Linked DNA regions of Homo sapiens: all the other regions are linked to region 6. The links are chromatin loops, found by intact Hi-C in ENCODE. Cell type or tissue: heart right ventricle. All regions are shown on one strand. Links, peaks and the distances in the headings refer to the core of each region. The heading gives the core; the rest is flanking DNA.

What was found. A loop is a pair of places that touch in the nucleus more often than their neighbours do. Peaks named below come from ENCODE experiments on the same cell type or tissue, not always from the same donor. Only the 100,000 strongest peaks of a DNase experiment are listed, where the experiment ranks them.
Region 1: a loop joins it to region 6, with 2.7 times the contacts of the local background. A loop is called at or near these places in 11 of 110 quality-filtered maps.
Region 2: it touches region 6 in a loop (3-fold over the local background); 54 of 110 quality-filtered maps call a loop at or near these places.
Region 3: a loop joins it to region 6, with 7 times the contacts of the local background. A loop is called at or near these places in 17 of 110 quality-filtered maps.
Region 4: a loop joins it to region 6, with 2.7 times the contacts of the local background. A loop is called at or near these places in 3 of 110 quality-filtered maps.
Region 5: it touches region 6 in a loop (2.6-fold over the local background); 11 of 110 quality-filtered maps call a loop at or near these places.

Annotation. Positions count from the first base shown.
Region 1 is chr15:99,439,857-99,444,916 of GRCh38, reverse strand. No RefSeq gene overlaps it. Among named protein-coding and RNA genes, the nearest start is that of LINC03080, 7.2 kb to the right of the region's middle. In heart right ventricle, for the core only: no CTCF peak of the experiment used is centred there; DNase peaks (open chromatin) are centred at 2,196, 2,926 and 4,076; H3K27ac peaks cover 3,260 bases.
Region 2 is chr15:99,406,727-99,411,786 of GRCh38, reverse strand. All of the region lies in intron 4 of LOC105371017 (a long non-coding RNA gene), which reads right to left. Among named protein-coding and RNA genes, the nearest start is that of LINC02244, 6.8 kb to the right of the region's middle. RefSeq lists an enhancer at 1,844-2,343. In heart right ventricle, for the core only: a CTCF peak has its summit at 2,578; DNase peaks (open chromatin) are centred at 2,546 and 3,276; H3K27ac peaks cover 2,095 bases.
Region 3 is chr15:99,342,445-99,346,444 of GRCh38, reverse strand. All of the region lies in intron 6 of LRRC28 (leucine rich repeat containing 28), which reads right to left. Among named protein-coding and RNA genes, the nearest start is that of LINC02244, 58 kb to the left of the region's middle. In heart right ventricle, for the core only: a CTCF peak has its summit at 2,436; a DNase peak (open chromatin) is centred at 2,448; H3K27ac peaks cover 1,378 bases.
Region 4 is chr15:99,580,227-99,585,286 of GRCh38, reverse strand. All of the region lies in intron 1 of MEF2A (myocyte enhancer factor 2A), which reads right to left. Among named protein-coding and RNA genes, the nearest start is that of MEF2A, 17 kb to the right of the region's middle. In heart right ventricle, for the core only: no CTCF peak of the experiment used is centred there; no DNase peak of the experiment used is centred there; H3K27ac peaks cover 2,102 bases.
Region 5 is chr15:99,502,389-99,507,448 of GRCh38, reverse strand. LOC105371019 (a long non-coding RNA gene) reads left to right here. Exons shown (of 3, transcript XR_001751710.2): 2 at 3,924-4,032. Among named protein-coding and RNA genes, the nearest start is that of MEF2A, 61 kb to the left of the region's middle. RefSeq lists enhancers at 2,753-2,882, 4,533-4,782. In heart right ventricle, for the core only: a CTCF peak has its summit at 2,529 (motif pointing right); a DNase peak (open chromatin) is centred at 2,608; H3K27ac peaks cover 2,274 bases.
Region 6 is chr15:99,701,806-99,706,865 of GRCh38, reverse strand. MEF2A (myocyte enhancer factor 2A) reads right to left here. Exons shown (of 12, transcript NM_001319206.4): 9 at 3,481-3,504; 10 at 11-137. Among named protein-coding and RNA genes, the nearest start is that of LYSMD4, 29 kb to the left of the region's middle. In heart right ventricle, for the core only: CTCF peaks have their summits at 2,104, 2,305 (motif pointing right) and 3,010 (motif pointing left); no DNase peak of the experiment used is centred there; H3K4me3 peaks cover 1,039 bases; H3K27ac peaks cover 4,000 bases.

The sequences.
Region 1 (5,060 bases), core at 481-4,480, 260 kb after region 6:
GTCCAAAGTAAAACAGAAAAATGCTGTGAAGGAAGGGGCCATATGTCTCCAGCCTCAAGTTGAGTCCTCATTTGAAGGGTAAATGGCCTTCTGAGTATACCTTGTGTCTTGCCTTTTAGAGATATGGGTGATTTGTTCTCTGAAAAGTTTGGAACATAATGTCAGACAAGCTGACTGGCTGGTTAAAATTCTGACCCTACCACCCACCAGTTGGGAACCTCTCTGAGTCTCAATTTCCTCATCCGTAAAACGGGGAAAACCGCTGGGCATGGTAGCTCATGCTTGTAATCCCAGCACTTGGGGAGGTCGAGGCAGGTGGGTCACTTGAGGTCAGCAGTTCGAGACCAGCCTGGCCAACATGGTGAAACCGTGTCTCTACTAAAAACACAAAAATTAGCCAGGCCTGGTGGCAGGTGCCTGTAATCCCAGCTACTTGGGAGGCTGAGGCAGGATAATCACTTGAACCTGGGAAGTGGTGGTTGCAGTGAGCCAAGACAGAGCCACTGTACTCCAGCCTGGATGACAGAGTGAGACTCTGTCTCAAAAAAAAAAAACAAAAAAAAACAAAAACGGCAGGGGGAAACCCCACCTTTCTTACAGACCTGTGTGGCTTAAGTTAAATAACATTGAACATGTTATTTCCTGGCACAAAAAGACTGCCCACAAAATGTGCATTTATTTATGTGCCTATTTCCTTTCTTCCTTCTGACTATATACATGGAAGACTAGAAAGTATTTTCTCTGCAGCTGAATTGACCCATAGGGAGAAACTTGTTCTTGTCTCCAAGGAGAATGCTTGGAGGGAATAATGGCTCTCTATTTAGCAAACCACTGGCTTTTCTTGTGCCAAGGAGGGTTTATAAGTCAGAGCGAGGGAGACAGAAGTTCGTGGTTTGCTAGGGTGGCACCTGGCGTGATTGTCAATCACCCTAATTTCACATTCAGACTGCCCAGTGTGAACCATGACCGAAACAGTCACGTGTGTCAGAGCTGAGCTGCCCAGGACCTCCAGCAAGGTCTTGAGAGGCCGCGTGGAGGAGAGGAGGGGTAGGCTGGGCAGCTGTTTGGGAAAGAGCGGGCACGGCTCCTGGCTGGGCGCAGTGGCTCACACCTGCAATCCCAGCACTTTGGGAGACCGAGCCGGGTGGATCACCTGAGGTCAGTAGTTCGAGACCAGCTTGACCAACATGGCAAAACCCCATCTCTATTAAAAATACAAAAAATAAAAATTAGCCAGGCATGGTGGTGGGTGCCTGTAATCCCAGCTACTCAGGAGGCTGAGGCAGGAGAATCATTTGAACCCAGGAGGCGGAGATTGCAGTGAGCTGAGATCGCACCACTGCACTCCAGCCTGGGCAACATAGTGAGACTCCGTTTCAGGAAAAGACAAAACAAAACAAACAAACAGAAAAAAATGGGCACAGCTCCTGAGGAATTGCTATGCTCCTGCCCTGTGCTGGACCACGTCTCTCCTGGCTCCCCAAACAGTACTCTACCCCTTTTATACTAACCTGTTGTGGAATTAGGTCTCTCTGCAGGATATAAGGATTGCTGAGGGCAGCCTCAGGGCAGGTGCATGGAAAGAAGGTGGAGCCACCCACGGGAGCCCCGCACTTCCCTCACTCCAGGCGCTAGTGTTTAGCCAGTACTCCCAGTGATGGCTGCGCTGGTTATGAGGACCCTGCCATCTTTCCAGACTATGGCCCAGTACCCACTGCTGTGCCCCCATGGTTGGCTGACCTAGCCTTTCTCCAGAGCCCCCAGGGGACCCAGCATCTCGAAGGTTAACAGCTTCACCCCACCCTGAAGTGGGCTCCAGGGTCCAGCACCAGCCCATCCATTGTCATGTTTTCTGATTGGGTGACTGCTCTCCAACACCAGTACATGTGGTGATATCACGTCTTTGGTTACCTATGTCTGCACCGAGCTCAAAATTCATCTTTGCCGTAACATTTGCAATGGCAATCCTGTCTTTAAGGAGACTCAGCCTCATCACCCTTCAAGGGGAAACCCCGTATGCTCTTTTCCAGCGTGGTCCCGTGAGTATTTCCGTGAATGCTGCGAAGGGGAGAGTTAGCCACCGAAGCACCCACTCTCGGCTCAATGATTTTGTACCAGGTGCCTGGGGTGTTGGGGCTGGCAGGGAGAGGGCACGGCTTGGGAGGGGAGGGTTTTCCTGGCTAGCGCGGGGCGTGATGTTTGGCTCCTGGCCTTTGACATAGTTGACTAATCCTTTCCACTGCCAGAAGCCTGCAAGGAATGGCATGTGTGGAGAAGATGGGGTGGGGGTGGAGTGTTCTGAAGCAGAAGAAGGCAATCACATGACTATTATTGCTTTTAATCTTTACATGTGGAGCAAATGAGAGCTGAGAAATTTTAAGAGTTAATCAGCAGTTTTCAGATGACATAGCTCACATTCTTTTTTGTATTCAAACGCCAGCCAGAGAACTCTGGCAAAAAGATCAAGTCCATAGATGCTTGAGTGGTGGAAAAAATAGTGACACAGTTTTTCCATTGCAAATCAAAAAGATATGATCTTATGTTAGTACAGGGAAGTGTTTATGAGCAGTGGCATTAAAGGGAGCAAAACAAAAGTCGGTGTATATATACCAATTAAAAGTGTGTACAAACAGCTCTAAGCACGTCAACAAAGCTCAGATGCGATCACAAAGCTTTGCCTCTGGTATAGCATTGGGCTCTCTTTTGAATGCAAAGTTGAGTTTTAAATTGTTCTGGTAAACATTAATCAGCAATCTGGACCAACTGTTCCAGGAGGAGGGTGGCATTCCCAGGGGCTATCCAAGTGTTTCATGGATGTCTGGTGCCAGGTCCTTTCTCTGAGCCCCAGCACAGGTGCTGAGACTACATCCCCCACTGCATGTGGTGACCCACCTAAAGGCAACTGCAGATGGGGTGGGTTTACAATGCTCTCCAGCATAGGAGAGTGAGGGGGAAGCAGGATGCCGAACCGTGCACATTGCACAGCTACTGCCTGTGCCCAAAACACACCCAACCAAAAGGGACGAATATGTCCCAGAGTGCACAATTTGCCTCTGTCGTCAAGTTGGTCTTCAGGGAGTAGAGAAAAAGCTTGGGGATGGGAAAGAATGAGGCTTCACTCAATGCCATTTTGTGCCATTTGAGTTAAAAAAAAAATACAAGCATTTCCTATTGCAAAAAGGAATTTACTAATTATTTAAAATATTTAAATGGGCCTCATCAATGCATACAGCTGGGCTCCAAACAAGATGCCCTTAGAACAGTTAAACCTCGTCCACACCCTTGAGTTCCCAGAGGGATTCCGTTCCCCACCCTCTGCCCCAGTAGTGGCAGCCTCCTCGGCTCCCTGCGCTTAGAGACAGCGTCTCGAAGGATCCATCCTTGAGCTCTTCCTTTCCCAAAGTCCTCACACCCACATTGCTTTCAGGAGAAGGAAAGTGATTGTGGGAATGAAAAAAAAGCAAAAAACAGGCACTGTGCTTAACAACAACAAAATCCAAGATAGCCTTTTGCAAATCAAAAAAGAAGCTGGAGATAAACGTAGTTTGTACTTAGTATAGACAGGAGACGGAACATCCTCTTCCCCCAACTGAGGAGGGGCATCGGAGCTGGGGCAGGCCGCAAGGTGAGCCAGACTTCAGGGAGGCTGGGAGGCTTTGGGTGGGAGAGCAAAGTGGAGCATGGAGTCAGGGGGTAGGGTTGACAGATAAAGTGGAAGACACTCAGTTAAAACCGAATATCAGATAAACAATGATTGTTTGTAAAGTATGTCCCATATATTGCATGGCGTTGCTGTAGAGGAGGAAGCCTCCACACAGGTTCCGGGTGGGGATGTACTGGGTGAGCCCCCCCACCCCGCTACAGTGACACTGCAGACCGTTGTTCTGCTGGAGTCGCTGTCGTCCCACCTGGCATGAAGCCAAGCATCCTTAGAAACCATGATTCCAATGTTCTCATGTTATACATGAAACACCTGAGACCCAGCGGGCTTAAGCAAATTGCCTAGTCGCTTTATAGTTATCCACCCAGTAGGTGGTAGATGAGATTCTCCCTGAGACCAAGGCCTCCTGCTTACACCAGGAAGGTGTGGTGGGTGGCAGGGGTTGCCGAAGGCTGTGAGTTGCCGCCGCGGCTGCCTGAGCCTGACTCACACTCAAGTGCTCAGGCTGGTCACCACCCAGATGAAGGGGTTCGGGCTTCACTGGGCATGTTCCCTGCCCTGCCCTGTGGGTCTCACAGTGTCAGGTTCATTTTCAGTCTTTCAGCTTTGGAAGAGCTTTGGAATGTCATTAAGACATTCGAACCCCTTGCTGGAACCCAGGTTGGCGTCAGTCTCCATGACCTATCAGTGTGACCACCACTAGTGGCATCTAAACCACTAACTCACCCACTGGGGAGTGTGAAGCCCCAAGGTAAAATGCCACCTGCCTGGAACAGATGCCTCCCCACCATGTTCGTTGTGGGCCTGCTTCCAAATTGGATCACAAGAAAGCAGAGAAATGGAGGAACAACCAAGTCTAGAAGTCGGGACCACCTTGACCTGTCCACCTTACTGGACAGGAAGAGGAGTAGGGAGGTTAAGTCCCTTGCCTAAGGTCACCCAGGTCTTGAGCGGAGGAGCCAAGAGTCGCACCTGGGGAGTCTGACCGCAGATCCAGAGTGCTGAGTAACTCTTGGCTAGTCCATCTTTCCAGATGATCTCCGTGGTCCCCGGGTGATATGGGGACTGCAGTCCGCTCAGTCCCCCCGCTGCTAAAAGGCTGTGCAGGATGAGATTCTCCAGCCGCAGCTCTATGGAGAAGCCCTTCACTCCTGTCTCCATGCTCAGCCACCCCAAGTGGCAAAGTTTGAGGAGAAAGCTGTGCACCCTTCCACCCTCTCAGGTCTGAAAGGAGCCTTTTGAATCAAGGGTATGTGGTGGCTTGGCAGGAAAGACGGGGAAATTCAGAGCAAGAGCAAGATACAAAGATGCATCCACAGACCCTGTGAGGGATGGAAAACCCAGTGCAAGCGGGCTTAGGCAAAAAAAAAAAGAAAAAAAAAGAAAATGTATATCCCTA
Region 2 (5,060 bases), core at 486-4,485, 290 kb after region 6:
AATGAAAATAATAATGCTAATACTAATCGCTAATGAGAATACTGCTACTAATGATTGCTAATGAGAATTATACTACTACTAATAACTGCTGTTAGACTGTGTGCTTGCTTTTGTTTAGCATTGTCCTAAGTTTCTTATGAATAATTAGCTCATCTGATCCTAACAGCAACGCTAGGACGGCGAAACTACTCCCATTTTACAGATGAGGAAACTGAAGCACAGACGCCTTCGGTCAGAAAACAAGCAGCAGAGCTGGGTACCCCAGTGCTCTGAACCTCTGAGCCCTCCGGCCTCTCTAAGGAGAAGCACAGCCATTGGGATTGTGGAGCGGTGAATCCAGGCTCTCTCTTTGTAATGAGGGAGCTGATCTCACCAGAGAGTGGCATCCTGGCCTTGGAGGTATGCCTGTGGTTTTGCTGTCTTCTTCTCTGGTCTCAAAGCCCATTGCCTGTACTCCTTCGACTTAGGGTCTTTGGGGGGTCACTTGGAAAGAGATCCAGGACAGGCAGAGCCAAGGCTGCAGGTGCCTTTGACATGCCTGTTAATCCAGGCAACTCACCCTGTGACATCAATGTGCAATACTGATCCTCGAGGTACACTGGACTAGTCTCAGAGTAGGTGTGTTTGCCAGAAAGGGAGTCTGCAGGGAGGTTTCCTTGAAGAGACCCTCAGCCCTTTCTCACCTAAGCTCAAAGAAAACCACCTACACTAAGATGCCAAACCACAGGGAAGTTTGTTCTCACATAAATTCCATGCCGAGGCTCAGGGTGGGCTTCACGACTGGCTCCATCCAGGGGCTGTGGCCCCATTTCTCAGTGATTCTCTGTCTCCCCGAATTAACTGTGTCAGCTTCATCCTCAGTCTGGCTTCCTTCATGGTGGCAAAATGGTGGCAGCTGTCCCAGGCCTCAAACCCGCCCAGATGTCCAGAGACAAGGGAGGTGTTTCTTTCCTTGGCTCACTCTGAAGAGCAAGGAACCATTTTCACATCTCGCTGTCTCAAACTAGGTCACACGCCCACCTCCAAGCCACTGGAGCTACAACTCTGGGGCCCAGGGTAATGCCTGTGCTGACTGGCTCAAGCCTGGATTCCTCCACCAATCACAGTGCCCAAGACAGTGGGATGCTGCTTGGCCAGTCAGGCTCAGCCCTGGCCCAGGGATGCTTGGGGCAGGCCTGGGGAGAGGGGAGGGAGCTGGTGGACAACAGCAGAGGAACCCAAGCTCTAAAACGAGAGGACATTAGTCAAACACCAGAAAATCAAACTCTATGGGCCTTTGCCTTAGGGCTGGGCAGCTAGGCTGGCTGGTGGCTGTGTCCTAAAATGGATCCTTCCTTTAGGATGCATCCCGGCTGGCCTGCACTTGGCACCTTACCTGATGCAGAGTGGTGATGGCTGGAGATGGAACCCCTTTGTTGTGGGCCACCTCCCCAAGGTTGACTAGGTCTTCAGAGACCCTTGGGAAACCATAGCTTTGGTTTATTTTATTTGTTTTTTTTATTTATTTAATTTTTTTTTTTGAGACAGAGTCTCATTCTGTCACCCATCCTGGAGTCCAGTGGTGCGATCTCAGCTCCCTGCAACCTCCGCCTCCCAGGTTCAAGCAATTCTCTTGCCTCAGCCTCCCAAATAGCTAGGATTACAGGCATGTGCCACCGCACCAGGCTAATTTTTGTATTTTCTTTCTAGTAGAGATGGGGTTTCACCATATTGGCCAGGCTGGTCTCAAACTCCTGCCCTCAAGTGATCCACCCGCCTCAGCCTCCCAAAGTGCTGGAATTATAGGTGTGAGCAGTGACTGCACCAGGCCACTCTGTCAATTTTATATTTATGAAGCCATCTGAGGGTAGGTTTGACTCACATCTCAGACAAACAGCCCCAGGTGAAGAAAGGGATGTGTTATGGGCAGTGGAGGCTGACATCCAGCCCACCTCTGTTCCTGATGGGCACAGCAGCCTCTCACACAGCACCAGGCAGGCACCGAGGTCCCCTGCCCATAACCTACAGCTTGCAGTGGGGGCATTTACCATGGAGCTGTTCTAGAAGGGCTCCCATTAAGTGGGGCCCCGCTCACCAGGTGGCTGCTGGGGTGGCATCCAGGGTGCCCATCAGGCCCATGTTCTGGGTGATGCCTTTTTTTTTTTTTTAACACACAGTCTCACTCGTGTCACCCAGGCTGGGGTGCAGTGGCGCGATTTCAGCTCACTGCAACCTCCGCCTCCTGGGTTCAAGCAATTCTCCTGCCTCAGCCTCCTGAGTAGCTGGGATTACAGACGCCCGCCACCATGCCTGGCTAATTTTTTTGTATTTTTAGTAAAGACGGGGTTTCACCATGTTGGCCAAGCTGGTCTTGAACTCCTGACCTTGGGTGATTCGCCAGCCTCGGCCCCTCAAAGTGCTGGGATTAGAGGCGTCAGCCACCGTGCCCGGCCCTGGGTGATGCTTTTGATGAGCACAGATTTAAGATGCGTTTAAACAGGAAGGCAGCAGCTTCCCTCTGGCAGCTGGGGACACGGGAGGAGCAGGAAGAGCAGCAATCTCCAGCCCAGCCCTGGCTCTGGAGCTCCCTCTACCCCTTGCCAGTATTAGGTGCTAGGTGCTTTTCAGGGTGCCACGGCCGTCACCATGACCCAGATCAGGAAACAGTGCTGTGTATGTGTCACTGGCACCAAAAACTTTTCTGCAGCCCTAAACCAGCATACGGAATATGCTCTCAGCTTCAAATCAGGCAAATGTGCCTTGTTTTTTTATATCTTTAAGTGACATTATCATTAAAGTGATCGTGTTGTGCTCTGGAAGGAAAGGCACTCCTTGGCCAGACACTGCCTCAGAGTCAGCAAATGCTGGCCATTTCTGGGGAGGACAGGCGGCAGCCAGGAGCTCAGGGGAACCATGCACAAAACTTATCCACAGGGCCTCATCTCAGCAATGCCAAGTTAGTGAAAGCACAGTTGAAGAACAATATTATCCGTGCAATGCCCACAAAACCATACTATATAAGATGCGCAACATTTACGAGTGCAAACATATAGCAAATAAACAGAGAGACCCCAGACTACCATCAGCAAGAGTGGCTGCAGCTGGTGAAGGGCCTGGAGCCTGGGTGGGCACAATATTAGCTCCACCATTAATACTGTTTATTCTTTCCACCACCTCCCTGGGGCAGCTGGGAGTGGAAGCCTGGCTGCACAGCGAGATGTGGTTTGATGTCTGACCTTGTTTTGGGTTTAAAGGCATCCAAGTAACTTGTCTCAGCACTTAGAAGTGCATCAGAGCCAAATGTCTCCAAAACTGGGCTCTGAGCCATAAGGAGAAAAAAGGAGGCCGCAGGCTTGGCAGGAGTGTGATGCGAGCGGAGGCTGGAATCAGCCCCTCGGGAATGCTATCTCTCTGGGGACAGGAGGAGGGCTTTCCTACAGCACCCCTCTCCCTCCAACCAACTCAGCTCCAGGGAATGAAGATAAATACTGAGCCACGCCCAAGAGAGGGAGGGAGTGGGCAGGAGGGAGTGGGCAGAGTTTGGGGGATGGCAGGGAATGGGGAGAAGCTTTCCTTTTGAGGCCTTGTCATATACCAGGCACATTTCATTATTCCTTAAAAAAATCCGAGGAGAATCTCTTCGTCGTTTCCCTTTATAAGATCAGGAAATGAGGCTTAGAGAGGATGAGGGGCATGGCAGGGCTGGGGGCAAACACATGCCATCTAGCTGCAAAGCTGTGTCCCCTCCAGGGCAAAGGTGGCTCTGGACTTCAGGGGCAGCAGAATGTGGTGGTGCCAGTGACTAGGACTTGGGGACCATCACCTCCAGAGTCAGCCTCATCAGCCTACAGGAAGTCTCAGCGCTGCCACAGCAGCTTCTGTGGTTCTCTGGCTGCAGGGCTAGGTCCTCAAAGCCCAGCCCTTCTGAATCTGAGTCCAGGGCTCGAGAGGTCTGCAAATGGGAAGCAGGGTCCGGGGAGCACCCCATGGAGGCAGACACGTGCCCATGCCGCAGGCCCAGCACACCTGCCTTAGGTGGGATTTATGACAACCCAGAGACCCTCCAGCCTGACCTGAGGCTGTGTGCAAAGATACACGTGCTTTGATTATCAAGAAAAATGGGACAGTAAAGTAGCTGTTACTTAATACATGCAGGTTCCCCAGGCAGATAAAACCTTTCAGGCACGTGAGGCCCAGGGCAGGTGTTGGGGAGCAGCCCTCAAAAGGTCTTGGTGGAGCCCCTAGGCAGAATCCACCAGCTCCTCTGTCTGAGCCCTACCTGCCCGAAGGCTGGAAGCAGCAGCTTTCAGCTCATCACCCTCAGCCCTTGTGTTGCCCAAGGTCCCAGCACAGCAAAGAGGCAATGGCAACCAATTTGGGCAGGGTATCAGTGTCAGATGGACTTCCATTCATGTCTGTTGATTGGTAAGGACCCAGGCCAGGACCACGCAGACAGCGTGCCTGGCTGGGACGGGAGGGAAGAGCAAGCTCGGTCCGTGCCGTGCCCACCCAGCCCTGCTGCACCTGGCTTTGCAGGCTTCTTTGTCGCTCTGGTCCCGACTGTCCACCTGGATGAACCGAGAGCTTCCTCAGAGGAATGTGCAGCACCATGATGGGCACGAGGTGGGGACGGGCCTGATTTCAGGCTACGGGTGGACTCTGAGAGGCTGAGAAGGGGGACTTGAGTTTATGGGCACACACAGCTCTCTAGCTTGGGTTTGGGTAAGAATCGGGACCAGTTTTTTAGAGAATCTGCTCTTCTCCTCTTTCTCATCTGAAAAACTCTCACCAAGTCTATTTTTGATCTTCAGCTGGAAGAAATCTTTATTTTTAAGATGCTAACCCTGGCACATCCTAGCTCCAGAGCAGCAGCTGGCAGGGAGCACAGAAAGCCTGACGGGGCTACGTGGGTGCACCTGGAAGACTGGCCACTGCTTTTAGAGCAAGGACCAGAATTCTTGCCACAAACTTTTGGCTCTGGAAAGGCCAACTGAATGGCTCAGAACCGGGAAAGGTTTTTGTTTGGTTGAAGCGTTTTTAGGGATGAGAATTATTATTATTATTATTATTATTATTATTAT
Region 3 (4,000 bases), core at 1-4,000, 360 kb after region 6:
AAAATGTAATTTATCATAAAACAAAAGTAAACAAGAGTCACTTAAGGCCAGAAGTTTAAGATCAGCTTGGGAAACAGCAAGATACTGTCTCTACAAAACAATTAGCTGGGAGTGGTGGCACATGCCTATAGTTCCAGCTGCTCAGGAGGCTGAGGCAGAAAGATCACTTGAGCCCAGGAGTTCCAGGCTGTACTGAGCCACAACTGCACCACTGCACGCTAGCCTGGGTGACAGAGCAAGACCCTGTCTCAAAACAAATGAATGAATGAATGAATGAATGAATGAACAAATGACTATTAGCTGGGCATTGTGGCCCATGTCTAGAGTCCCACCTACTCAGGAAGCTGAGGCAGGAGGATCACTTGAGCCCAGTACTTCAAGGCTGCAGTGAGCCATGACTACACCACTGCACTCCAGCCTGGGCAACAGAGCGAGACCCTGCTAAAAAAAAAATAAAAAGAGAGGCGTTAACCTAGAAGTAAGTCACTGAAGAGAATAATTTGCACACTGTGGGGATAAGAGGACTCATGTGTCTGACTATTCACTTACAAGGCATGTGAGCAGAGCTTCTGTTTGCTCATATGTTAAATGGTGTAACAGTACCTGGTCCCTCAATCTTATCGGTTGCAAGGTCACTGAATGTTTAAAAAAATTGTGATATTTAAATCACCATACAATATGTTTTTTAAGCATCAGCCTAGAGAATTACCAAAATATTGCATACTGTTAACTTAAGTAAACATGCATGGACATATCTATTGGTATAAAAGGCAATACATTTATAAAATATAGATGGGAAAACTATAAATACCAGAATCCACTTGCATAAAAAAGGCCTCAACAAGGCACTAAGATTTCCTATTTTAAATTTCTTCACTACTTCTCTGGTATACATAAAGAACTCTTACAACTCAATAGAAGAAAAACAATCGATTGAAATATGGGCAAAGCATCTAAACAGACATTTTTCCAAAGAACATATATGAAAGGCCAACAGGTAGATGAAAAGGTGCTCAACAAGTCCTATAGCCACAAATAGAAGACTTCAAAGGTACATAGAACACTTTGGAATATTTTTTCAAAATAAAACTGCGTTGATAAAATGCAAATGATCTCTGGTCTCAGATTTGTCTTTCAGAGCCCCTAGGGGGCTCACAGAAAGCAGAAAATACTCTTTACCTGGGTATATGCAATGGTAAGGGGTGTGGCATACTAGTTAAGAGAGCAGGAGCACAGTCTTGGAGTCCGACAACTGGGGTTTGAATCCTTGTTCTATTTACTAAATGTGCGGCTTAGTTTCCTCATCTGTATAATGGGGAAAATAAAGCTGTCCTCAGGTTTAGTGAGAATTGCTAACAAGGTTTACAAATTATCAAATAGCATTCTTGGCACATAACCTTCTCCAATATATGGCAGTTACTGTTCTCATTATTAGTAAGTGACATATTTGGAAGTACGGCCTACAGTAGAAGAAGGCCAGTTAAGAGAGAATTCTCTTTGGCATGCAGCAAATGGTAGTAACACTTTTCTATACTTTAATTGCACAGAGAAGAGTTGGAGGCAGCGGCCTCTAGAGACAATGATTCATCCCCTCAAACCAAGGGCACAAAATGGGACATGACAGAGGAAGCACCTCTTTTCTCTATACTGCAAAAAGAGCTTATGCAAATTAAATGAGGTGACATGCAAAGATCATACAATACAGTTAAATAAGAGCTGACACTTGCTACTTCTTACATAGTTTAGTCTTCTTTCCCTATGTTAATTTTATAGGAAAAAATGAGTTGATAATTTAAAAATGCTATTAGGTTCAGATCTTGTCTTAGCTTTTCAATATTCCACATAATTCAGTTTGCACCTCCTGGCTATTCTGAGGAAGGTAGTTTTTTATATATGCCCACCATGAAATAGACTATTTTATGTTAAAGCTGAAAGAAAATCAGTATCTGCTCTGTTCAGATGTATTATACATTAGCCAGCATAATGCCTCATGGACATGAGTATGTAATACAGACACTTAAACTTTCCAAATACACAATCTGATATAGAGTGGGGAGTGGCAGTACTGAAATTAGACAATGCAGTGGGTGATGGAGTCAGAACTGAGTCTGAATCCTGCTTCCTCACTTACTAACTGCTTCCTGACATGAAGGGAAATGAAATGTTCTGAGCCTGCTTCCTCCAGTGCAACAAGGGGATAAGAGTACCTTTCTCACAGACCTGTTATGAAGATTAAACAACGTATATAGTGCCCAGCTTTATTCCTGGCAAAATAATTGGTACTCGATACATCTTAGTCTTTTACCTCTTGCTTCTGAATACAAAGAGGAGATCACAAAACAGTGTGGGATGATGAAGAGAACCAGCAGGATGATGAAGAGAACCAGGCAGCTCTGCTGTTTTAGTTGGCACAGCACAGCCTGGTGGGGAGGCCAGGACACCGCAGCGCCGGGCAAGGTCACAGGCTGTAAAGGCGATGCTGTGATGGCCTCTTGAGAGCGTGAACCTGGCCAGAAGGCAGTCGGCTGGCAAAAACCCCCAAGCACAATGGAATGGCATTCGTAATCATTATGAGGCTGAAATACGAACGTGTACTTCATGAAAAGGCTTTGAGATGTTTCTTATATTCTTAAGATAAAAAACCCTTCACTCAATAATTAACTTTGGAAGAGATCACTCGTGTACTAACCACTGGGGCGGTTTGTTTTCTTCCTTTAATTACTATTAATGCACCGATACCTTACAATAGATACATCACGCAATAATATTTTTAAAGTTCCTGTGCAAAATTGCTCAGTATGTAAAATCTATAACGCAAGGAAGCTGTCCGTCGTACAGATGCTACAGCCACAAAGAACTTTTTCATGTGGCTTTTTAAAGTACTGTATTGTGTCCAAAATATTTCCTTTTTTTCTTCCAAACTCACAGATCAAAGTTTCTGACTTAGAAATTAGCAAAATCTAGGAGTCCTGCACAAGCTCCAATTCTGTTTGTTTGTTTGCTTATAACCTCAAGGCTCTGGCATACACAGTCCACATGGCTGAAAATGGAACAAAAAGCTCCTGTGTATTCAGGCTACTGCCCTTTTAACCATACTGTAAAAGCAAGCATGGAATGACAGCACAGGAGAGGACAGAACAGGATCTGTGTTTACTTCATGCTGACCAGTATGAAATTCATTTATTTTATCAAAAGGTGAATGGTATATTCTCATCAACAAAATGATGGGGCAAAAGAAACAACAACATCAAAGCAATCAATCAAAATAAATTATTTGGAATGCTCTATCAATGTTAAACCAATTATCATAGTTCAATAAATCAGAGATATTATTAGTCATAATTACAATGCTTTAAATACTATAAAATGTGGGCTTCTTAGTAATAAATTCAGAATAATTTACAGTGTATTCCAAAATAATTCTTAAAATGAATTTAAATTACCTACATGATGCTTTTTACAAAGAGAACCCTTCAACCACTTTCTCAGAGTAATAAATTTTTAAGTGCTAGCTTCTTTAAATACACACAAACACACAGACTCCATTAACTCTCTTACAAAGTCACTGTCTTTCTATTCACCTTTTACAAAATAAGACTTCACAGTGAATTATAATTTAATAAGATAACTTTACACATGGTAGATCATCAACTGTTAAATTAAAATAAATAGATTTTAATGAATTTGAATGACTGCAGGCTTCCTTTGCTGTGGGTTTAAATATTCATGCTGCAGAATCTCTATTTCTCTTGCACAGTTCAGGTAACAAAAAGATCACAAGGAATGGGCTGGGCACTGTGCTCAATGCTTGGGGTCCAAACATGAAGACACACAGTTCCTACACTTCCTTACAGTCTAGTTACAGAGTAAAACAGTTCATATTGACTGTATACTTATGTGGTATTTGTAAGTGATATGTGTTTTATGGATCTTATTCTCACAATCGTGCTATGAAGTAGGTGCTAATATTACCCTTTTACTGAGACTTCAATAACCTTCC
Region 4 (5,060 bases), core at 583-4,582, 120 kb after region 6:
AATAGGGATGAACAAACAGCAAAGGAGGGTGTAGGATAGACAGATGGGCAGAACACAATTTTGTATAACCTTAACCCTGAAAATAGGAAAGCATCTGAATTTAATATTAAAAAATACAGATAAGAGAATGGTAAGATTAATCCTGTCAACTAGAATAAAGCACAATTCCAGCCCAAGTGCTAGGTAGGTTAAAAAGATAGGTTTTTATACAATCTCCACTAAAACACAACTTATTACATTCTTAGCTAGTGGATGGAGAAGGTAGCATTTGTGTGACAATGTGATAACACAGTAATGCCAAGAAATACCCATTATCCCCCCCATGCCCTTCCACCTCCATCTACATCCACTCAACTACCCAAAGGCCCAAAACATCTGTTCAAACAGCTTCCGTTCTTTTCTGAAAAAATAAAAAAGAAAGTAGCTTTATTGAGATATAATTTACATACAATTCACCCATTTAAAGCATACACTTGAATGTTTTGATACCCTCAGGTATGTGCAACCCTCACCACTATCTAATTCCATAACATTTTCATCACCCTTTAAAAGAACCCCAGTACTAATTAGGACTCACTCCCCATTCCCTATGCCTACCCCAGCCCCCTATGGCTCAGTCTCAGGCAGTGGGACACCTACTTTCTGTCTCTATACATTTGCCTATTCCAGAAATTTCATACAAATGGAATTACACAATATGTGGTCTTTTGTGGCTGGCTTCTTTCACTTAACATGTTTTCAAGATTCATCCCTGTTGCAGCACATATCTACACTTCATTCCTTTTTATTGCTGAATAATATTCCCTTGTGTGGAAATACAACCTATTATGTATTCTTTCATCAACTGATGGTCATTTGGGTGATTTCAACTTTTTACCTATTATGACTAATGCTGCTATGAGCATTTGTACACAAGTTTTCACATGAATCTATGTGTTCATTTCTAGCTTCTGTTCTTACAATAAAAAACCTAAGAGTGTCTTCAGATTTTCTGTATCACTGCCTTGGGGTATCTAACATCTTCTCCATAGTGATCCACATATTGGCTGACATTCCCCAGTCATTGCATAGCAACATTTCAGTCAGTAATGAACCACATAAATGACGGTGGTCACATAAGATTATAATGGAGCTGTGCTATATTAAGTCTACCATTTTTTATCTTTTATACCATATTTTTACTGTACCCTTTCCACGTTTAGATATGTTTAGATACACGAATACGCACTACTATGTTACAAATGCCTACACTATTCAGCAGAGTAACATGCTGTAAAGGTTTGTAGACTAGGAGCAATAGGCTATACCAAATATAGCCTAGGTGTGTAGTAGACTGTGCCATCTAAGTTTGTGTAAATACTGTGCACTCTATGATGTTCACAAAGTAACAAAATTGGCTAATGATGCATTTCTCAGAACATATCCCTGTCATTAAGTGACTCATGACTGTACCTATTGTATTTTCCCAAATAAGTTATCACTACTACCACCTCAAATCTATAATCAGTAACCATACTGAAAGTTTCCACATTAAACTTAATATTAGCCTGTAATAAATATTAAGGCTAATATTTATTAATACATATTATCAATTACAAATTCATTAGAATTTTAATTCTTCAGATTGAGGATGTGACTTCCCAAATGCTAAGTTTCTATTTGCCCTACTCTTCAGTATCATGGTACAAGCTAATATTCCCAGTATTCCTTCTCAGGCATATGGTGACTGGAATCCATCACTTTTACAGTCCTCAACCACCCAAACACCTGTAACAAGAAGCACACACAAACACAAACTTTAAAAATAGGAACACTTTAAAATGTAATCTTTTGTACTTCACATAATGGCCAAATATGCATGACTTTGGTTAAACAATCTAGTAAAGTGTCGAAGTCTATCAAACAGGTTTCCATATTAATAAGGCTTTTAACCAGAATGTAGAAAAAGTTTGGATGCTCTATTCATGATATTCACCAACTTCCTAAAGTTCTGAACTGGAAGAAGCCTCAGAGGACATTTGAGGAATGCAAACTCTAAAGCTCAGAGAAATGAAATAGAATCCAGCAGTATAATACCAACTACCAATCTAATCTATATCGAAATAGGGTTCTATCTATTTAAAACGAACAAAAAGCACCTGAACTAACGGAAAATAAAAATTCCAAAAGGTCTTAAAGCTAACTTGACAGATGAACATAACAACTTGGGAGTTCTCTTACAAGTAACGTGACACTCCTAAAGTATTAGTTTGAATCTTAAAAGAAAAATGAGTTTATTTCAGACTATCCTCATAACATCCCCTTTGCTTACACTATGATATCCCTTCTTCCGTGGAAGAGAACTGGGGTGATTTATAGCTACTGCCCTAAGAATTGCACATTACCTAGTAACTGTTCTATCTACAACATATCCCAGGATAGTTGTGGCAATTATAAATTACTGTAATACTAGACCTCTCTGCTATAAAAGTCAAGGGAGTGCATCATGCATGTCAAAATTTTACCTACTGTATCTCACAGAAGAAAAAGGCTGACAACTACTTATCTAGACCAGCAGAGCTACAGAGATGACTTTAAAGCCATATGTCGAAAGCTCAGCTCAGTCCAAATGCTAGATGAATAGCGACTTTGCAAAGCGTAAAATCCTGAGTCATTTGTAAGACAGCAATGTAAAGGATTCATTTACATACCACATTTTCACTGAGATGCTACATCAAGAGAATACAAGAAGAAATAAGACAAGCAGAAAAGCCTTCAATGCAGTGTGTATACATCTATTACCTTAGTATAAGGTCAAATATGAAAAATACAGTAAGGCAGAAAAAATACTATCGGATTTTAAAAGAGAAAAACTACTAATGAGAAGGAATCCAGTTTTCAAGGACAGCACAGTCTGGCCTGGGAAAGGAAATCAAGAAGAAAGCGGGATACAAGGAAGAATGACGAAAGGACAATCTTTACCCCCATCTTCCACTCGAAAGCTGTGTATTCCTACCAATTCCCTTCAAACAATCAAAGAATGAGCCTATCACTATGCTTTCTAAAAAAGTATCTTCAGCATTATTCTTTAAGGCACCAAGCTTTATTAATCATTATTAATGTTAATAATAAGAAAGGACATATACATTATCTTCATTATCTTATATGGGCATATTAAAGAAGGCTTTGGTCACTTCCACGATTACAAACTGTCAATGGCTCTTTTTTTTCTTTTACCTGAAGAACAAAATTTAAACTGTTGAACATTCCAGCGGCATTAAAAACTGGTCTCGAGCTCTCTTTCCCACTTTACCATCTCTTTTTCTGAAAAACCCTCCAATCTAGCCAAACTGTGTCCAACAAGCAGCTCTTCTTTTTCTGTTTTGGCTCTTTTGCTCAAACTGTTCTATGTGGTGTATTTTTTCCACAACTCTGACAATAAAACTTGATATCCAGTTCAAATGTCAATCCTTCCGTGAAGCATTCCCTGAACACCTCCAAACTCTTCCTCTCCTGAACTCCCTAATCCATTATCATGTGTAAGATTTACACATCACTTAGTAATTAATGGGATTTTACCCTGCCTAAACCATTACCTCCTAGAAGCAAAGAGCTATATCTTATATATGTTTCCATTTCAGAATCAACAATATAGAAATAATCACTAAAACAGTGAGAAACAGATAAGGGACAGAGTCCAAAAGAGGAAGGGTTTGGGGGAAGCAGAACCTAGGCCATTGTATGGGGATGATCCATATTCACCAGTTGAAAGAAAAACACGGGAGGTCAATAAAAAGAAAGAGTTTTGGCAAATGATCACTCAAATGAGGAAATGAAGGTATAATGAGTCTGAGAAGTCATTAAGACTTGTGGAAACTATGAAAAAAAAAAAAGAAAGCTCATAAATGAAGTCCCAATGACAGACACATGGGCATAGAGACCGACTGCCTCTAAACATTTGAAAGCCATGTGGATAACTCCAAAGCTGTGTCATTAATAGCAAAAGATTTTAATTTATATTATGATGGAATTCTGATGTTAAAAGCCAATATGCCCTTTAATTCTGGTTGATATTTTTACAAAAAGAAATGTATAATGACTAATGAAGTTAAGTCTATTTCTTACTCCAACAGAAAATACTGACAGACTACTTACTAACTCTAAGGAAAGAAATGTTCACAAGTAATAAATATTTTAAGCAACTAATTTATAGAGGAAAACCAAGCATAAAGAACTTCTACACAATTCCAACTTTATGTTAAATCTCTCATGTTAAAAAAATAGATAAAAGGCATAAAAGAGAACTAATTAAGCTACCTAACAGATTTAGTGCCATCTTACTAAACACAATAACAAGTGTAGAGTCAAGGAATAACATCATACCTACCATTTATTGGAAGAAAGGAACAACTGTCAAAACCATAAAATAAAACCAAGAAAACCAAAAGTAGAATAAATATATAAAGAGGTAATGAAGTTTAATTTTCAAAAAGCTAACATCTACCAAACCAATTCACAAGTTTAGAAGTTACCTTTTCAGAAAACATCTTATGTTAGATTGACATTGGAATAAAAAGTACCAAAGGAGGCCCTTGGTCAAATACAGGCCTATAACTCCTTCATATAATAAAACCAAGCCATTTCCTATTTATATTATAGACACAAACCTCTGAATAACCTTGCTTTTCAGAAAAAGCAGTAAGACTTGCAATAACCCAGAACCAGTATTTGCAAGTTATCAGAATGAAGTAAGGGCATTTAAATGTAGTTTATTTCTCCTCCTCCACAATACCTTCCGGAGACTCTAGCTTACCAGTGGAAGTTGACTGCCTATGTCTTTTCATAACTAAAAGCTTTATTAGCACGGGCAGGATAAGTCAATGGGTTTTCCTCACCCCTCTCAAAGTAAAGACTTGCCACAGTGGTGCAAGTGTATCTATGCACTCAAATACTATCCCTAAACCATGTGAAAAAACAAGAAAGGAAAAGGAAATTCTATTCCAAACCACACAGCACAGCCTGAAGACAAAGAATGTTGACAATGCAAAACTGTGAGGGGGGCGGGGGAAGTCACCAAATCC
Region 5 (5,060 bases), core at 592-4,591, 200 kb after region 6:
GTCGCACACAGTGGGAAAAAAACATCTTGCTGTGAGAGTGAAGGAGGGGCCACAGATATTCAAAATAATTGTGTCTGCTGGCCAAAACTTCACCCAATTGTGCCAGAGGGGATTCAGCTAGATGTATTTGATGTACCTAGCAATGTCAGCAGTACCACGGGACGCTGCTCCCCAGGTTTTCTTAGGCTACTCTTCTCAAACTCTAAAATGCATGCTTAATCCCCTAGGGACCTGCCTAAAATCCAGATGCTGACTGAGAAAGTCTGGGGCGGGGCTGGAAATTCCAAAATCATAACAAGCTCTCAGGTAATGTCCCTGATCTCTCTGATGACCACTTTCCAAGAAGCTAGGCTTATGGTGTTATTTAGAAAACTTCAGTCATGATTTTTGCCACATGTCATCTTTTTTTAATTATTAAGCTTTTATTTTTCAAAAAAATTTATTTGTAAAATGTATGGGGTATACATGTAATTTTGTTATAGGTTGATGCAAGAGTAATTGAGGTTTTCTCATTACTTTTAACCACAATTACTTTTGCACCAACCTAATACCTGGATAATTACAGAGTGGTAAACTCAGGGCTTTTGGAGTATCCATTGCCTGAATAACGTAGACTGTATCCATTAGGCAATTTCTCATTATCCACCCCCTTCACACCAAACCCCCTCTTCCAAATATTCATTGTCTATCATTCCATACCATACGTCTGTGTGTACACATGATTTAGCTCCTACTCATAAGTGAGAACATGTGGTGTTTGTCTTTCTTTATCTGAGTGTTTCATTTAAGACAGGCCTCCAGTTCCATTCATGTTATTTCAAAAGACATGATTTCCTTCTTTTTCATGGCTGAATAGTATTCCATTGTATATATATGCCACATTTTCGTTATCCAATCATCTGTTGATGGACACTTAGGTTGATTCTATACAGTGCTGCAATGAACATACAAATACAGGTAATTTTTTTTTTTTTTGAGATGAAGTCCCTCTCTGTTGCCCAGACTGGAGTGCAGTGGTGCAATCTCGGCTCACTGCAACCTCCACCTCCCAGGTGCAAGCAATTCTCCTGCCTCAGCCTCTCAAGTAGCTGGGATTACTGGCACCTACCACCATAGCCGGCTCATTTTTGTATTTTTAGTACAGATGAGGTTTCACCATGTTGGCCAGGCTGGCCTTGAACTCCTGACCTCAAGCAATCTGCCCGCCTAAGCCTCCCAAAGTGCTGGGATTACAGGCATGAGCTACCATGCCTGGCCACTTTTTGATATAATGATTTATTTTCCTTTGGATAGTGTTTGTATTAATTTACATTTCCACCAATGGTACATACACATTCCCTTTTTTCTGCGTCCTCACCAACATCTGTGTTTTTTTGTCTTTTTACAGCCATTCTGACTGGTGTAAGATGATATCTCCTGGTTTTAAGTTGCATATAATTTACTTTTTAATTTTTTTTAATTTTAAATTACTCTTCTTCATATTGACCTACCTTTTTTTTTTTTTTTTTTTTCCTTTTTGAGACAGGGTGTCCTCTGTCACCCAGGCTGGCGTGCAGTGACACAATCACAGTTCACTGCAGTTTCCACTTCCCAGACTCAGATGATTCTCCTGCCTCAGCTTCCCAAGTAGCTGGGAGGCATGCACTACCATGCACAGCTAATTTTTGTATTTTTTGTAAAGACAGGGTTTTGCCGTGTTGACCAGGCTGATCTCAAATTCCTGGGCTCAAGCAATTGCCTACTTCAGTCTCCCGAAGTGCTGGGATTACAGGCATGAGCCACTGTCCCTGGCTGACCTGCCTTTTAATGTAAACTTATGTGTATTGCCATGAAATCACAGTTTTGAGGAATGATTTTTGTTTTAATACATCTTAAAATGAACATGTAACCATTAACATGAGAACTATATGTTGATAATAACTGTATGTTCCAACGGTGGTGTGGCATCATGTTCTAAGAAACACTGGCTTCAGGGCTTCTGAAGGAAACCATAGCCTGGACTGCCCAGACCCTGTTTTTTGGACTCTTTAATATGAGCAGCACTGATGCTTCTGCAGGAGCACTGGGGATTCTGGAATGGAGTCAGGGTGATTTTTGGACAATGTATTGACTGCAGCAAAGAGCACCTTCCTGTGCCCAGCAGGCTGCGTGAAAGCAGACTGCTCCTACCCAGTGCCAGGGCACCTAAGAGGGTGACGAATGGCAGTGGGCTGTCCCTCCAAAGCCGTGTCCAAAATGCTTTTTATGCTTGGCCACAAATTTTGTAAAAACCTATGCAGCGACTAGAGAGTAGGAAAAAAAATACCCAAATTCCCTGCTGACTCTGAGGTGCTTGTTTACAAAGTGAAACGTCCCTGGTGAATTGTTTCATTTACAATTAAATCTAACAATAAGCTATTGTGGCTAAATTAATTTCAAGCTAATTTCACAGGAACCCCATGTCCTGTATCAATTCTAAACAAAAGAGTGTGGTGTCGGGCAATATGACTCATTCTGAAGCCAGGCCTCCAGGAGGAGCTCCAGGAGGTTGATGAATAAATGCTAGGTTAAGAGAGCAATGCTCAGGTACCCTGCAGGCCAGGCACACTGCTGTGACGGGTTCTGGAAGCCCCTGTAGGTTGTGCCAGTCACGTACCAGAGACTGGCTTTCTACTGAGAGCACCAACCCCTGAGCAGCCCTTGACTGAGGCAGAGTTTTCCACTAGAACCTGGCCCGCTCTGACCACAGCCTGGAGGAGCCCGGTCCTGGCCACGAGTGTTTCTGCGTAGGGTCTTTAGTCCTATGGACACCTTGATGGGCCAAACACCTTCACAAATAGCATCCCACTTCATCCTCGCCCTGAGAAGTCCGCATGGGTCTCTCCTTTTTATGATGCAATAAGTAAGCTCAGAACCACCCCGAGTAATCATCTCAAAGCCATGTAAGAAGGAACTTTCAGAGCTAGGGTTTCCACCCAGACCTAGTGAGCCTGGTCCTTCTGTCCCTTCAGAGAAACAGTGGCCATAAAGATCCCCTACTCCATCTAGTTGGTCCCCCCCATCTCCCCACAGTGAAGATCTCTGAAGTTTATCTGGAAGCTTTTTCCTTTGAGTTTCAGATTTGACTCTGGTTCCCAATTTGGCTGATGTCAGTTACTCACATTTGAATGTGAGTGATTTTGAGAACAGACTTTGGGCCTCTCTGCTCTATGGTGGTGGGGGTGAGGAGGCCAAGGAAACCTCATCTCAGCCTCAGAAAGGGGAAGCTGAGGATGCCAGTGAGAAGCTTGGCAGGATACCTTTATTTTTAGGGGCAATGGCCACAGAGTCTTTTTCCTCATGCTGCTTTGTCAAAAGAACAGATCCGTGCACATCCCACCTTCTCTGGAACTAAGGCTCCAATGATGCATGAGTCTTCATTTTCACAAGCAATAAGCACCTGCCTGTGGGTGTTTTCAATTATGTTAGAGAATAATTCTTTCCTGGTTGGGCAACTGGTTTGGATTATTAAGATGACCTTCGAAAGAATTCACAGAGCGGGTCCTTCATAGGGTTTCTGAAGTGATGCATTTTAATTGAGATTGTTTCTGCAAAGGAAAAGATTAGGTCAGTGATACCACTCTCATGTTTCCTGTTTGCTCCCTGCCACTGTGGTCTCCTGTCTTGGCCTTCCCAAACGGGACAGGTTGTGTCTGAAGGCAAGAAGAGAACCATCGGTTGGAAAATCTGGAGTCCTGGGGAAGGAAGGCTGTGAGACGGTTTGCCTGTGTCAGGGCTTGGGGAGCATGACATTTGTGTACCTGAGCAGGATGTCATTTCCCGCTGAATAACCCGGGCACCTACCCAGCCTTTATTTTGGCCCCGACTGTGTGTTAAATGCAACCAATATCTCCTCTGAAAGCTCCTAAGAACAATCTGAATTGATGGGGCTGTTTTGTTTCCAGCCAAAGGATGCTGGTGGCATCAGCGAGGAAGGCAAACCCCGTGACCGTAAGAGCTGAACAAGGAGGCGGGAGCCATCTCTGCTGGCCAGGGTGATCGGTGCATTCAGGGGTGAGGAATGACAAGAGCAGTGCCCTGAAATATTTGTTTCTCTTCTTGTCGTGTTTTTTCTTTGTTATCTGATGGCTTACATCTGACTTTCCCAACAGGCTGCAAAACAGTAATGATTGCTGCCTGGGGGAGGTGACCTTTAAGTGGAAATACTGTCCTTGTGGGCAAAAGGCCACAAACAAAAGGTCAACATGTGGACCAATGGGGAGCTGCCTTATTTGCCCACCTGGGGCCTTTACCCCGATTCGGCCTTGCCCTTCCCACCCCTCCTCCCCCCAAGCAGATGGATGGGAGGGGGGCTCCGACATCCACATCCAAGCGTTGAGTTCTTCCCTCTCCTCCTGGCCCTGACCGATTTTCCACAGAATCTGGTTTCATCCCAGTGTTGCACTCCTAGCAATGGGAGGGAGGGCTGGTGCCGCCCACAGTGAGTAGCTTTACTGTTGACGGCTCAAGTACTTCTAGCCACGGTGGGCTTTCCTTCAGCTCAGTCCCATCTTCAAGCTGGATAAACGCAGTCCTCAGGGGAGGGGCTCCCCTCCTTGGTGCCTCACCCCAGGCTCCTCCACAGTGGAGGGGCTTTCCTTGTGGTTCTCGGCCCTCTCATGAGTTCTCTCCCAGCTCCTTGGTCTTTGTCAGGCCTCTGCTCCTCTTCCTGGAGGCAGAATCTCTGTGTCCCTCAGCCTCTCCATGCTGCTTGGTTTGTGTCCTTGGGTGGAGCACCTTGGAGGCTCTCAGAGAACCTTCTCAGGCCAGCCCCAGTGTGTTTCTTGTGTGAAAGGAGGCCCTTGTTATGAGCTTTGGTTTCCCAGCACCTGAAGCATGATCTTGATATTTATGTGGAGAATTGCGTCTCTCACTCTTTTTTTTTTTATTTTTTGAGTCTTTGTGAAGAGCAAAACCACCTCTCTGAAAGGTAAGTGATGGTCAGATACTTCCTTTTTCCAGCCTGCCTTGCAGCTGGGGCTCAAAGAGTGGGGCTTCCCAGCCAGGTGAAGGTGCCAACACCAGACTCAGAGCTGGTGACT
Region 6 (5,060 bases), core at 649-4,648:
GCAGGCTCACCAGTGTTGTAGGCAGTCGGCATTGCTGAGTACACAAGTCCTTGCGGAGGCAAGCTTGGGGTTGTCACAGACACGACTGGGGTAGCAAGAGGTTGAGTGGCTTGAGAACTACTGATCCTCTGGGTATTCTGTGAGATCAAAAAAGAGAAAATGTGTTCTGATGTGGTATTTATGTTGACTTAAAAATCACTTTCAATTTAAGTGACATTTTTCACAGTTTCATATGAATGTCATTTTCTGAAGCACTGATGATGTGAAAACTTCAAAAATACTAGTGAGAATAACTAAATATTTAATTTGAAGGGTCCTATTTTTACATTAATTCTTTTAAAATAGTTGATTAGTGTCAGACACCCCACGTTAAAATAGGAACTTCTGTTACAGGCATTAGCACTTCTATTTGTTGCACAAAATGAGGACTTGATGCCACTACAAATACTGTCAGACTCCCCTAAATGAAGTATGTGTAGGTTTTAAATACCTGATGATGGCAAAGGTCATCTGTATATATAGGGATTGTACGTCTATGAGTATAGGAATCAAAACTACTTTTCTTTGCGGTATTATTTACGTGTTAACACGGTTTGAAGTCATGGCTTATTGGGTGCAGCTTGTATTCTTATTTCTTTCTCTCCAATCATGCAGTTGACCTATTTTTTAACAACAGATTCGGACATGTATCCCTTCATAGTCCCCTGGCCTTCTGTAGCAGAGGCTTTGAGTAGAGAATTTTGAATCAAGTACTGCCGACAGGGCAGTGGAAGAGCAATATTAAATGCTTTTTGCCAACTGGATGCATCTGTGTAGCATCCTATCCATGCTGGGAATGGATAAAAAAAATTCAACTATTAAATAATCCAGTTAGTCTAAGACAGTCATTGTCCTTAACGTGTAGGAGTACGACAGAAGCAGTTTCTCGCCAAACTGGCTTAAGGTAACGGTTTTTGAAAATCAAAGATCAGAGGAACACAACAGACTCTGTGTCACTAGCACATAAGAAAGCCACAGCACAACTCTATTTGTTTTTTATAAATTATGTTACAGCCTGATAACTGACATTCGGGGGTCTGAGCCAAATCAGTAAAGTATAATTCAGTGCCTTTGAGATTATGAAGAGTTAGAATGTGATTCCATTTTCTCTATCACAATTTTCAAAAGGGTACATCAGACAAAAAGGCCTTTGGCTAGATGTAGACACTTACAAACATTCGATGAGGATCCTGATCTCAGTTTATTTCTTTTTAATTTCTACTTTCTAACCTAGGTTAGAAGATGTGAGAAAGATCATGTGGATGTGGATGTATTGCCTGAGTTTCTGTCCCAGATTCACCATTTCCTAGGCATTGGGAAAATAATTTGACCTCTCTGAACTTCTTCATTGTCAAATAAAGAAGATATAGCAATCTTTGTCCTGGCTGCCTTGCACAGCTACTGTGAGAATCAAATGAGGTTACTATGTCAGAAGTGCTTTCATAACTGAAGTACTACACAAATATAAGATAATATCCTTATTGTCCTAAGAAACCCTCTGTCCCAAATTTCTATATAACTGGTGGGAAAAAAGATACATATTTTTATTCCTTCTAATCCATAGCCTAGTCTACTGCAGCTTTCATGAAGTCAAGTTGTTCTAGTATTGCTCGGCTTCTAAAGGAATCTGTCGCTGGTCTTAACAGTACAGTCTTTAGTGCAGGCCCCAGGGCACCTGTCCTTCTGCACTTCGGATCAGAGTCATCCACAATTATACTTTAGAGCTCAAGGCAAGCTGAACAACTTTCTAAGTTGTAACGGACTGTGCTTCTGATTATATTTTGGTTCTGGCACATAAAGTTCTGCATTTTTAATTGATTAAGTTTTAAATAATATAAATGGCTGTTTATAAGTTTTTAGGTATGTATTTTAAAGTCTTCAAGGACCTAATATATTTATCTCTGAGGTTCTGTAATTACAGATGTACTCTGAGGAATGTGGAAAATCAATGTATGCCAGTTCGGAATATATTTTAGTCTCAGCATCAAGTTTATAAATTTAATGACTTTTCGAGATAGAGATCTACTTTGGACTTAATTTCTTCTTTAATATTTAGTCTGGAACTTCATAAGTCCAATCACTAGGTGAAAGAATACAGTATGACATAGTTTGGCCTGGACCCTACCTACTCCATGGCATCATCTTCATGCAATCTCCTGGCATGTCTTCAAAAGCAGTGAAGACTTCAAACACTAGTTCCACTCATCTAAGCTCCTCATCTCAACGGCACTGAGTTCTACAAGAGTGAGTGATTTTCAGAACCACAAGAGGGCAGTATAGTGCTAGATAATTCATGGACGCATTCACAACTCCTTGAACAGTGAGGTCTAACCTAAGGTGAATTATTTTAGCTTGAATTATAAACTCTCATTTACTGATCATTATGGTATCATTAAGTAAAGTGTTTCTCCAAAAGATATTCATAATATAATTCAAAACATTTACAGCTGACTAGAATATTTCAGTTGGCCAATACAAAACTACACCCAAAACTGTGAGTGATCACAAAGCTAAATAAAGAACAATCTCGTATTTTAAGGGGAACAGATAACCTTCTTTGAAAAGAAAACAAACTGTGCAAAACACACCAGCATGCATAAACATGGAATATTAAAACCAACGGATGCCTTCCTCCCCCATGCTTTCATGCACTCTTAACCTTTGTCCATGCTAAGAAACATTTTCAAGTTTTTATTCCCCTTAAAGTCCTTTAATTAGCAGCTGACTTTGAAATTATATGATGACTCCTGTGAGGTTTTGGTTTTAGTTCCTAAAGAAGAAATAGATCAACTGCAAGCTGCTTTTAGTCAAGTTTATTTTCTAGAGGAAAAGCCAACAGAAAACGTTTGTTTTGGAAAAAGGGCAATAGTTGCTTTTAAGAAAAGAGCGCCTTCTGATAGAAAAGTAAACTTATATACACATTCAATTACAGACATTCCTTTTAGTAAACAGGGAACCCCCTTGTGGTTCAGGCTGTATCATGCAGGATGAAATAATTCCAACGCTGAAAAAGGTGACCTCACCAAAAATGATGTAATCTTTTTGAAAGAGAAACAACACAACATCGTGTGTTACAATCTGAGGAACTTCGAGGGTGAAGTCATTTTCTAAAAATATTTCAATAATTTGGAGAGCTATATAAGGTATTTTGTATCTTTCCTTAAAAAAAAAATTAACAAGTATCCTATGCTCATGGACAGCTACTGTTTTTAAAGGCTCTATTCCAATGTTCCCTCCAACAAATAAAATGGGTCAACACATACAATTATAAATAGAAAAACTAGAGTCTGTAGTACCAGTAGATTGCTTTATTCAAAGTGTTTGAATAGTGTTTAAAAAAATTTGTGTAACAAAGGGAACATTGGTTAGATAACAACACGTAAGAGAATTAGTACTTTCTACATCTTTTTCAACTTCCTTCAAGCAGAAACCCACACTCACCAACTCCAATTCCTCTTCCTCCGACTGTACTCAGCACATAAGAGGGATAAGAGAGTTACTAAGACTGTTGGTACTCACAAACAAAATATTTCTTTAGAAAAAACATATTTGGACACTAGCAGCTGTCTGGAACTCTAAAGAGACGATTATATACACAACAGATAGAAATATAAATTACTTGTCTCTACTTGTTGAGTTTTCAAAAGACTAGAAAAATTATTTTAAATTCTCTAGGGCCAGTATTCAAAGACACCCTCCTACCCCAACTTGGTCTGCTCTCATGCTGGCCTCTTATACATAGTCATGCTACTGCAACAGTATTTAAAAGGGGTTCCTCATCATGCTATCGATCTGTATTTGGAACTGTGAGAATATCAACTCTGTACTTGTAACTCTGTATCTTAATCACCCTACTATTACCCCACCTGGTGATACATGTTATCTATCTCCTACTGAATTCTGCTTCTTGGCAGAAAGAAACTGCTGTATGTTTTATTTCCCGCAGGAGCTAGCAGTTATAAAACAACAGGAACACAAACATTTGTTAATAAATACATGAGTTTTAAATACCAGTTTTATATATGTTTATCATTTGCAAATATATTTTCATGTGAATAAAATGACTTCAATGGAGAAAAACCACATATTTGAAGAAAATGAGACTGAAGGAGAAATGAATTCATAAGTCATGTAAAGAAAAGAAATAAGGCTGGGCACGGTGGCTCACGTCAGGAGTTCAAGACCAGCCTGGCCAAGATGGTGAAACCTTGTCTCTACTAAAACTACAAAAATTAGCCAGGTGCGGTGGCAGGTGCCTATAATCCCAGCTACTCAGGAGACTGAGGCAGGAGAATTGCTTGAACCCGGGCGGCAGAGGTTACAGTGAGCTGAGATCACGCCACTGCACTCCAGCCTGGGTGACAGAGTGAGACTCCGTCCAAAAAAAAAAAAAAAAAGAAACATTTTTGCTCCTTTTCTCCATAACATTTAGAAAATATTAACATGCTAGAAACAGTCTAATCAGTTTTTACTTGTTTTACTTGAGTAAGTTAAGCTTCTCTGTCAGTCTGTGAAAAGTGTCATTGTAAGTGCCACTGATACATGAAGCCCTAATCTGGAAGAAGGTTTCTCTGTAAATGGTGTGTGTAAAGTAGGTGGGACCGATTACTTACTCTGAAAAACAATCACTTGATCTACAACTGCTATCTCCAATGTGGGCAAGATGCTATTCAACTGTTTTGTTATAGATATCTTTACATATCTCCAAACACAAGGTACACACCAAAATATACTGTCTAACATTATAGCTGTGTATGTGTAAAACATATGGTTTTCACTTTAATATACAGGAATAAGCGTGTAAATAGTTCATACGACACATTTTGAGTTTTCCATGGAGATCCTTCATGCTCTCCTAACAATCAGACATAACTTTATTAAGCAATTGCTAAAATGCTTAAATGGAGTTTGTCTCTAAATTGGCAGTTTACTAACAATTCTTGTAAACATTTCTGTACCCTACATGACATTTTGTAGAGTTTATTTCTGAAAGACAGTAGCAAGTATTGCATATCCAGTAC